Linked DNA regions of Mus musculus: region 1 is linked to region 2. A link is a loop called in an ENCODE intact Hi-C map of the cell type or tissue named here. Cell type or tissue: left cerebral cortex. All regions are shown on one strand. Links, peaks and the distances in the headings refer to the core of each region. The heading gives the core; the rest is flanking DNA. Region 1 has its middle 96 kb from the start of Gm39494. Region 2 holds the start of Gm39494 (a long non-coding RNA gene).

Evidence for each region. A loop is a pair of places that touch in the nucleus more often than their neighbours do. Peaks named below come from ENCODE experiments on the same cell type or tissue, not always from the same donor. Only the 100,000 strongest peaks of a DNase experiment are listed, where the experiment ranks them.
Region 1: it touches region 2 in a loop (2.9-fold over the local background); 2 of 42 quality-filtered maps call a loop at or near these places.

What each region holds. Positions count from the first base shown.
Region 1 is chrX:11,085,759-11,091,129 of GRCm38, reverse strand. No RefSeq gene overlaps it. Among named protein-coding and RNA genes, the nearest start is that of Gm39494, 96 kb to the right of the region's middle. In left cerebral cortex, for the core only: CTCF peaks have their summits at 454 and 3,049 (motif pointing right); DNase peaks (open chromatin) are centred at 2,420, 3,058, 3,901, 4,061 and 1 more place; H3K4me3 peaks cover 310 bases.
Region 2 is chrX:10,989,242-10,994,612 of GRCm38, reverse strand. It overlaps Gm39494 (a long non-coding RNA gene), which reads left to right and starts at 2,656. Exons shown (of 3, transcript XR_878055.1): 1 at 2,656-2,770; 2 at 3,905-4,020; 3 at 5,359-5,371. In left cerebral cortex, for the core only: no CTCF peak of the experiment used is centred there; DNase peaks (open chromatin) are centred at 2,039, 2,624 and 2,752; H3K4me3 peaks cover 974 bases; H3K27ac peaks cover 1,275 bases.

The DNA.
Region 1 (5,371 bases), core at 180-5,179, 96 kb before region 2:
TTTTTATTATTTTTTTCTAGTAATAATTGCATTGGATTACCAAAGTGCAATGCATCTCTCGGGAAGAATTTTAATGGGATTTTCGGGGAACTGGCCAGATCAGTCCACTTGGCCAGCAAAAAGATGCTTCTAATTGATGTCTATGTAGAAACAGCAGCTGGGGGTGAGCACTACTGTACTCGGATGGGTAATTATTTTAGCAGGACAAGCACTTCTGTCGTGATAAGGGAGAAGCAGCAGAGCCCAGGGCGAGACACACAGGACAGTCAGACACAGGTAAAGACCCAGCAAAAAACGCGACTGCAGGACCTCGGAGACTTAAATGGCAAGTGTCTGGGAACTCCTGATAGATTGCAGCCAGGTGGGGGCAGAAGAGGGGCTTGGAGAGGCAACTGCCTAATGTGTGCGTGGCAGGTCAGTAAGGGCCTGCTGCCCAGACTGCCAGCTCTGGGCCAGAGCTTTGTTAGGGGGCGCTGTGGGGCAGCAAGTGTCGCTTCCCCAACTCTACAGACAGGCTTCCGACGCCTGCCTGCCTGCTTGCCTGCCTGCCTGCCTGCCTGCTGGTGGTTAAAAGCCCATAGCTCTTTTGGCAAAGAGTAGGTGTGTCCTGGCCAGGTTCCAGTTTGGGTAATTACAGCCTGTCAACCTAAATTCCCCCCAGGATTGCAGTTAAATATGGTACCCGTCTTCACAATTAAATTTTAGCTCTAATAGGACACTCGGTTGTCATGTTACGTGACAGTTAAATAGCGACCACATCGTACCCCAGAGAACTACAAAGAGTTCTCTGGGGCTAATGAGTGACCTGTCCGGACAGAAATGAGGCACTCTTTCTGATCTAGACTAGTTGGTCACTATAGGACTTTGCTCAGCACTAAAATTTCTGGTCAAATTCTTGGAGAGGAGGTCCATAAGAGAATGGCTACTCCTGGGCCACTTGCGATTCCTTTACCTGGCAAGAGAGCTGGGGGTCAGATGAACTCCTTCCTGCCCTCTTCCTCACCACTTGCATCAGCTGTCACAGGCTCTGTCCTTCTTTTCCTCCAAGGTCTCCCATTCCTTCTTCTCCCACAGTCTGGAATGCTTTTCTTTTGTTCCCTGCTTCCAGAAACATTTTATTCTGTCCAAGTCCATTTCAGAAGCTGCTCCCTTCATATGGAATTCCCAATCCCCTATTCCAATTAAACTTTTCTGCTTATGGCCTCCATGTTGGGTTACTATTGTTCTTGCTGGGCATTTATTGAAATCTGTATAAAATAAACTGCTCACACACCTGGCATGCACTTACGGGAGACTCTCCCAGGGCAGGGGTCATAACTACTTGTCATTATAACTGCACATGGTACTTAGAAAATATTGAATAGGTAGAAATACAGTGGTCTGCGATCTACTGAGTGTTCTCTATGATCATTGCTATTTTCTATTTCCTTCATGGGAATCAAACCCAGAGTCTCTTGCATTCTAGGCAAATACCACTAAGCCACATCTCCTGCTTTCTTTTTCCTTTTAATTTTGACATGTGATCTAAGTTATCCAAGCTGGTCTTTTAACTCACTCTGTAGCCTAGCCAGGCCCCGAACTTGTGATCCTCCTGCCTCTTCCTTCTGAGTAACTGGGATTACAGGGCTATAAAACCAGGTGTGAACTGTGAACCAATATCAAGTGTAGTGCAAATACTAGTTCATCTCGCCATCTCATAAAGCATTATTATTACTGTCCCATTTTTAGAGAGGAACAAATATTGAGACACAGAGAGGTTAAGTAATTTGCCCAAGATCACACAGTCAGTAAATGGTGGCAGCAAGAGTGAAACCCATGGGGTCTATCCTCAGGTAATCCAGCTGCTCCATACTATAGATATTTAATTAAGTGCATCAATATCCCAATTGTCTTTAAGACTGCACATCAATCCAGACTTGGGAAAACTGGAAATCATTTTCTAAGTAGTACAAAGAGGGGAGAAATCTGGCTTTTAGGATTTTTGTACTTCAGCTCTCCTAAATAACAAGAGGGCTGCCTTCCCAAATTCACATTCATGTTTGTCAGTTTCCATCCTTGGGCAATTATTTCACACTCAAAATGAGAAGGTGATAATCTGGAGTATTCGCAGCCAGTCTTGCCTGCAGAGGTGTGAGCAAGGAGGAAGATAGCATGTTGTGATTAGAGAGAGCAGAAACAAACCCCTATGATTGCGACGCGAAAGGGAAGGGTCAGCCTCATTATTCTAATGCATAGTTTTCTGCACCCATAGAAATATTTTATTCCAACAAGTTAATTCCTTTAAGTGGTGAGCGCCGAGTGTGGCAGACGCGATTATCTTCCTTAGGTTTCTTGCCGCTTTCTCTGGGCCCGGCTAGGGGAAGGATTTCTGTGGCTCACCTCCTGCAATTAGAAACAGCCCCACAGGGCAGAGGTGCAGCCTGCGTTCGCAGATACTCTACTGCTGCTGCTGAAATCAGAACAGCCTTTGAGAATATTCTCCTGCCAAAATCATTTTAGCATTTCACTGTCACACAGCGGGAGGCAGAGAGAGAGAGAGGGAGAGAGAGAGAGAGAGAGAGAGAGAGAGAGAGAGAGAGAGAGAGAGAGAGAGAGAGAGAGAGAGACCCTTCTTTTGCGTGCACGCGCAACCTCCAAGACCTCATGAGTCTTCCCTGTGTACGAGGAAATTAATTAATTTCCTTTTTTATTTTTGTAAAAGGAGGCCATAAAACATAGTTCAAGATGTTCCGTTTTCATAAGGAAGAAGTCTCAATTGTAAATGAGTTCTCTTTTAAGACAAGGCTGTAATTAGATTGCCCATGGTGATGGTGAATGTGGAGGGTGAAGGGACTGAGTTTTTTTTTTTTTTTTTTTTCTGGGGAAAGAAACATCCTCGAAGGTGGAGGCCAGGGCTGCCTCAGGCGGCCACGCTGTCGCTAGCGCCAAGGACTGTTCTATGCCGCAAAGCTGAAAGAAGAAAGGCAGCTTAGAAACCTGGCGAGGAGGGGAGATAAAATAGGCAAGGCAATTTAGAGGGTGAGCCAAGGTGGTTGGTTGCCTACGCAGGGGCTGTGGGCGCCAACAGGGGGCGCGGTGTCTTCCCGTCATGTGCGGAGTTCAATGATTTCTGCATGAAACTGTTTTCTTTCTTTCCTCCCCAGCCCCCACCCCACTCCGTTTTAACCTGCCTATGTTTTCTCTCTTGCAGTGTTGAAGGAAGGGGAGGGTTGGGTGGATGGCCTGATATCCATTTATAAATTCTGCCTCTGTCTCTCTGTTTCTTTTTCTCTGTCTCTGCCTGCCTGTCTCTGTTTCTTTCTGTTTCTCCCTTTCTTTCTCCCTCCCTCTCTCTCTCCTACCTCTGTCTCTGTCTGTCTCTCTCTCTCCTTTCTACATGCCTGTTAGACACAGCGTTTTGCCCTCTTCCAAATTTCATGTGCTTAAGACTTACTTAACTCCATGACCTCAGAATACAACTGTTTAGAGCTGGCTAACAGCGTGGTGGTGCACGTCTTTAATTCCAGCACTTGGGAGGCAGAGGCAGGCGGATTTCTGAGTTCGAGGCCAGCCTGGTCTACAAAGTGAGTTCCAGGACAGCCAGGGCTACACAGAGAAACCCTGTATCGAAAAACAAACAAACAAACAAACAAGAGCTGGCCAGAATACAACTGTTTGGTGAGGCAATGTATGATTAGGGTGGACTTAGTCACCTGTCTTCCTTCCATGTGGAAGAACTTTAGATGCACAGAGAAAGATCCGGGGTAGATTCACAGAGGGAGGGCCATCGTGTATCATCAGCTCAGGAGGAAAGTGTCATGCTGCCAGCCACGGGAGTCTCAGAAGCGACCAAATCTGCTTACGCATCGCTCTTGGACATCCAGCCTCCACACAGCACATAACCAGAGCACTGAAGCAGTTTCCTAAAATGTGGTCCGCTGGCCACCTTGCCGGAAAGTGACGAGTGGGTTCAAATGCAGATTCCCTGGGCTCCACCCAGATGGAATCACATCTCTAGCATTCAAGAGTCTTCGGTCTTACATGAACACTCGAGCTCATCCCCATGCTCACTGAAGTAGGAATACCCTTGCAGCACCAATCTGCTGAGAGAACAGTCGCCTCTGGGTTGATCTGAAAGAGACTGCCCAAAGGCCTGGCTGCCTGAAACCCCACCATTAGAAAGGTGTTCTTTGCAGTTAAACATTGCCCTCTCCCTGGTGGATTTCTTTTCAGTACAAATAGCTCCTGGGTGGAGGTGACAAATTAAGTCAATAACCTTTGAGTATGAATTCATTTATCAGCTGAATTCCTGTGGGATTGGACAGATGCCAAACCTGAGAGAAACCAGAGAATGGGACTACAAAGTGGGGGGTGGGGGTTGGCGGAGCACGCTTGTGTGGTCCACATCAGAAGCTACCGCTTTGACAAGTTAGCCCCCGGTAGTAACAAGGTAACTCATAGATTTATAGCTGTCTACTCCCTGCAAGGGACAGGGTGTGTGTGTGTGTGTGTGTGTGTGTGTGTGTGAGAGAGAGAGAGAGAGAGAGAGAGAGAGAGAGAGAGAGGCTGGGGTGGAGCGGGAAGAAGGAGGGAGGGATAGAGAGAGAAAGAGGTGTGTGTGGGCCTTTTGAACTGACTCCCAGCTGACTCCTGTCTTGTTTGTTTGCTACTTGAAAGGCAAGGGCAAAGTCAAGCTGGCTTCCCTCCCTTTCTGGGAGGCAGTGGGAGGAGATAAGCCAGGTGATTGGAGATTGCTGCATTAAGGACTGGAGTGGATATTAGCAGGAGCAAGGTGCAGTGTGTTTTATCCTGGTACTGTCCATTCATGAGGCTACGAGAACAGAAGGCAGGCAGGGGCTGAAGCTAGGATTTTAAATATTCCCTTTGTGCCTTCTCAGTTAACCTCTCAGTTGCCGGCTGGCCTGAGATCCTGGCTTACCATCTTTCTCCACTTTCGTGGCCCAGGCCCGGATTTGGGGGTTGGGGAGGGGTGGAACTTTATAAGTCTGAGAAAGAAGCTCTTGTGTTTCTGTCACTTCAGTTGTTATTTATTAATACATTTACAGGGGCAAAGGGGGTACCCTCCCTACCCCTCAAGCACAGTGTCATTTAGCCAAAGCAACTCACATTGACTACAACAGCTTATGTGACCACTCCCAGAACTCCCAAGGCACACTAATGGCCTGAGAACATCAACCAGCTGGCAAGGGCCAGTATCCCAACTGCTGACAAGTAGCCATCCTTAGAGAAGGTGGCCAGGGGCTATATAATAAATGACTATCTCGTCTTGGAAACCTTGTCATTGGAATTGATGATGAGCTGGAACCCAGAGCCCTCTTCAGGTCTGACGAGATCTCAAGTCGGCCCTCTGCACCTCCTCTGCCGCACTCAC
Region 2 (5,371 bases), core at 134-5,133:
TTCTGCTCCTAGGATTGGTGAGGACTGTGAGGCTACCTTAGTCCAATGCTATGCAGTCATGCAGTCAAGATACACATAGAATGCAGGGACAGAGAGACTAGGTCCTACTAAGCCCACACCAGAGATAGAAGGGGAAGAAAATCAACAGTGAATCCAAGGCCGGAAACCAGCAGGGTACCCAAAAGGTGGAGGGAATGGAAGGACATCACCCGTAATGGTGACTGCCTTTCACAATTAGATTTGAGAAACACTGAACTGAAATAACCTCCTACCTCTAGAGTTTCCAAATATGCCAGACCATGGAAGCTATGCCCAGAACTTAAAAAAAAAAGTGGACAAGGCTTACTTAGTCTTCTACTGCATTCACAAAATACATAGAGCAGCAATTGATGAATTGGGACTTATTTCGGCCACATTTTTGGAGGCTGGGAAAAGCAAGAGAATAGCGCCTGCATCTCATAAGGGGTTTGGCCTGTTTGATTTCACAATGAGAAAAACACAAGTGGTCGTGTGGTAAGAAAGAAAGTAAGACCAAGGAGAAGCCAGAAAATCGCTTCAATAATAACCTGTTCTTGAGGAGACTGCCCTCGTCCGGTGAGAGTGCCATGTGTCTGTCCATGAGAACGGAGGTACCATGACTCAAACACTACTTAAGGTTCTCATCAGTTTTCAAAATGGTTCTGCTGGAAAACAAATTTCAACACACATTTTGGAAACGACAAACCATATTCAGACTGCTGCAGCTCTCTGCTAGGTAATCTCAGCCTGTATAGCAGAAATGGAAATGCCCTCCTGGAGAGACCAGGAAATCTTGCTCCAAATGTGCTCAGTGATTGAGCTGAGCATCGCAACTTCAGGAAACCATTGCATAGCACACACAGGCTCTGAAGCCAGACTCTGTTGAGAGAGCATCCTCATCACTTTTAAGCTATGCTACCTTGATTGTATTCCTTGGTGTCTCTGTGCCTCCTTTTACTCCGACTATGATCTGTAAAGAGAACATCTAGCCGTAGAGTTTTTGGGAAGACTCAGTGAGAAATTGTATTAGCCATTCTTCTGAACAGAGCTGTGACACTATCGATCCTTGCTCACAGGAAGGATGCTAAAAGCCTTGCTTAGACTGGGTCACTAATGGGAGGTGGGAGAAGAAAGCCACTCACACAGTCCAGGGGAGAAACCAGGTGGCAGGAAGCAGGCCTGTCTAATACAAAGACCAGATCGAGATCAGGCCTCTGGGCAAACATCCTCCACGCTATGCTCACAGCCCAGCCAGTCTCTAAGGACCAAGAAGGGAGAGGGCGCATGAAGCTGGCTTTCTCAGCAGGAGTCAGACAGATAGACATTGCTTCCTAGTGGGGAGGAGAGCTAGATGTTGTCTTTCCCTCACCCCTAGCAACCGGTCTGGCTCCCTTAATAAGAGGCTGCCCTCCCTGGTCCTGATGTCTCAATCTTCCCTCCTGCTCCTTGCTCTCTGAGCTGCTGCGTCCAGCACAACCATCAGGGAGGCCGCTGAACCTCCCTTACTTGCCTGGGAGAGCTGCCAGAAAGAAACGGCACAGCAGTAAGCTCCAATAATGCTAAACAATGGATTAATTACACTCCTTGCCTGTTTATCTAGAGCTCCTGGGGGTCACTGGCACATGTGGTCACAGCAGACAACAACAGGTGTGAGATGTTGGGGGCTACATCCACTAGCCACAACGGGAGACCCTCTGTGTCTTCCACCCCCATCGCACATTTTCTGTGCTCTGCTCAAGGCAGCAAGTCTGCCCAACCCCCAAGAGATACGGAAAGCTTTTTGCCATCTCTTTTTCCTCCTTCCCTGGGGATTTCATGCTGAGCGGACTGCTTATTTTCCCAAGCCCACTTGGAGAGCTGGGGGTGGGAAGCAGGGGAGAGGCGCTTTCTTCCCAGGAGGGCATCTGGCCTGGGGTAACAGCTGGGCTGGCACTGCTCTAAGCCCACCTGGCCAGGCTGGGAAGAGGCAAGAGCTGCTTTAGGGACGTACAAGTGTCGGCTTGGCTTTCGCAAAAAGGAGGCCAGCCTCAGAGAGCAAACTACTAATTAGGTCGCGGTCTGCTTCCCGCTGCCACTTCACTTTCCACCCCAGAAAAGCCTCACTGTGAGACCAAGACCATCAGCCCTTTCACTCAAATGCAAATGTCTCCAGGCGCATGTCTGGTAGGCTTTTTCCGGCACTGGCTCACAGTGCTGACAGGACTTCACGAGGGACAGGAGCTGCCTACAGAGAAGGATTTGATAAAAATCCGCTTAGAAAATATGGAGCCACTTTGAGTGTGCGTGTGTGTTGCGGGGTTGTGTGTATGTGGTGTATGTATGTGAGAGAGTGGGTATGCCCAGCAGGGAGCAAGCATTCAGAGACCAGAGCAAGACGTCACGTGTCTTCTTCATCTATTGTTTCTTGAGACAGAACTGGAAGCGCCTTTTCTCATATAGGCTTGCTGGTTAGACAGTTCTTGAAACGTGCCTGTCTCCGCCTCCCAATACCGGGGCAAAAGCCAACTACACCCATGTCCAGCCTTTTACAATTTGGGTCCTCACACTCTGGAAGCATTGTCTTACCACTCAGCCATTCCCCAAAGCACCCCACCTCCTGATTTGCTTTTAAAGAGAAAGGCAACCCTGAATGGATTTATAGAAGCTGTGTTTGAATGAGCCCTTGAATGTGGCCGGCCCAGTTTTCATTTGCCAAAGGGGAAGAAAACAGAAAGAGCTGCCGATTTCTGCCTACAGTCGCACAGAAAGCAAGGTTTGCTTTATAGGACATCTGGACACTTCAAGGCCAGCGGGTGGCGGGTGGGGGAGTGAAGGAGCTCTTTGCACAATTAGTCCCAGGCAAGCTTATGCCTACTGAGTGGAGTCTGAGGCCACATTCCTCTCCCTTGGCTCTTTTCTCATCTGAGACCTTGGTTCTGTTCCTGTCAAGCTCAGATCCCCTTCCATGACCCATAGCCAAACGTTATCCAGAAGGATCTGAAAGCGAGCCTTCAGTCCTTGTTATCTGAAGGAACCAGACAGCTGCTCTCGCAGGTGTTTGCATTTCTGGCTTCTTGTGGCTGATGCTGTGCTGTTCCAGGGGCCTTTTTACATACTCTCTCTGTCCCCTACTCAGTCCCTCTCTGGGATCTGCTTTCACCTGAAAGGACCTTTTGTCCAAGGTCATACCTCCTCCATCTGGATGGGACGAATTACTAAAGCCCACATCCTTTGTTTGGGGGGATTCCGCAGACACGTCAGTGCTAGAGTTCCCTGAGGTGTCAGCTGAGGCCCCTGCCACAGCATTACATTTTAAGTTCTCTCTGCCCCATCCTGCCGCCTGCCTTCCCTCCTTTATAGATGTGGCTCTTGAGGGTGATACCAACAAATTTCTTGCATGCAAATCTCTGACGCAAATTTTGCTCTACAGTAAACTCAGCCTAAGACACCTCTTTTGGCTGTACCTTTGGGCGAAGGAATTACAAATCAGGGGAATTCAGAGGGTGGGGCATGTCTGAGAGCAGCTTCCTTCTGGAATCCATTCCACTTATTCAAATACCTCCTGAAAAATCAAAGGGCAGACTTGTGGGTTCAGGTATGTACCTGCCTCCCCCTTCCACTGCCTGTGCTATAGAGAAGGGGGGGGGAGCCCTGACTTTGAGTTCCATTCTTAAGAGTTCACTTTGGTTTGTGAAATTTACAAAAACAGAAATACCCAGACAGAATCCCTGAACACAAACCCTTAAAGGTCTAGTCCTGGCCCAGGGGCATCTACCGTCACTCTTCTGGCATGGCTTCCTCCTTCCTGGATATTGGGTGGAGGCCCTTGTATTAGACAGTTTGCTCCAGTAATATTGCATCATGGCTTGTTGTTACCTAGTTTAGTGGTATCATTATCTCCTAACAGGAGTTTGTGGTACCTGAAAAAAGACGGTGGCCAGGGATACTGCCATCAGAAAGAGCCTCTGACAGGAATTCCTCGCTATCACCTCCTGGCAAACATTAAAACAAAATGTATCTGAGGTAAGCATGCAGCAAAGTCTGATGGTCGCCTAGTCTAGAGGCTCTGTGTCATCAAAAGAGGCCCCATGAAGTGAGCAAAATCTAGTGATTCTGGTCTTGGTCTGAAGAGTGCCCAGAAACAATTTCAGTAACAGATTAATATAACAAATATCACATTAGGGATAGGTGACCAATTAGCTGAAGGAGCAAGAAGGAGGACGGTTTTAGCATCCACAGACAAAGATAGATTTAGAGCCAGCACCCATTTCCCTACCGTATCCTTGCCCTGAATGAAGATTGCTATTTTGCACAAATGTGTGTTCATTTTCATCATGGTAGGCAACAGTGACTTCTGTTCACCAGCCTCCAGGGGTCATCTACTCAGATGGCTCATTCTGTGTTGCTCTTAGACAGAGCGTGGAACAAAGGTGCACCCTCTCACCCAGAGGGAGAACTGCCCTGGGCTCAACTGCAGCAGCCTCCCTTGTGAAGCTACTGTCCTCTGAGGGCCACATCACTCCTAGCTCGAGTTTTGATGTATCCGTTCCCTGTCTCCATGAACCAGACACTCTGCTAAGTGCAGAGACTTGTTTATGGTGAAAACTAGCAACTCTCCTTCACCATGACTGTGCCTAGTGTGTGGTGTTCCTCTAGGTGGCCCTTACATGGCTTGAACTGTCTAGAGAAAACCTGTGACAGACTTGATTCTGCCTTAGCATTGCCTGTTTTCCTTTTAGGGTCCTTTCCTTCCCCTATCTGGGTATTCCGTTGATGTGGACACGTAAGGCTTCTTTGGAAAGTCGGTTGGATGGTGTTTTGCTAGGGAAACACGTGAAGGAACATCTCCTTAAAGTGGACATGGGTGTGAAAGACTAAGGCAGACTCATGAAGGAACATTTTGCTGAAGCAGGCACAGGAGAGAGGATGCTCTGCTAAGGCAAGCACACATGAAAGGACACATTATGAAAGACTGTTTGCTAACAACACGCAAGTATTGGTCTGCCTTGCATTGCATAGTTGAGCTGCATTTGTCAGGGCTGCAAACTGGGGATGATTAGTTGGATGTATGTGCTAAGGCAAAAGCTGGGCTAAGGCAAGGCCCGTGGAGGACACATGATGTTCGGAAGGTATAAATAGGACTCCACGAAGTGACAGACAGAACTTGGCTTTCTGTTACAGCTAGCTGTGCAGAGCTTGTAGGTCTTAGCTGATCTTCTCTTCTCTGAGAGAGGCATAACTGAGACCTTCTCCTGGTATTCCTGCTGATCCCTCCTGTTCACTTGAGCTCAGGCAGAGACCTGGCTGTCTCTGTTAGGTCCTGCCACAGCTGCTGATTCGTGTTTTCTGTCCCAACTCTAGCGAACTGGACTGC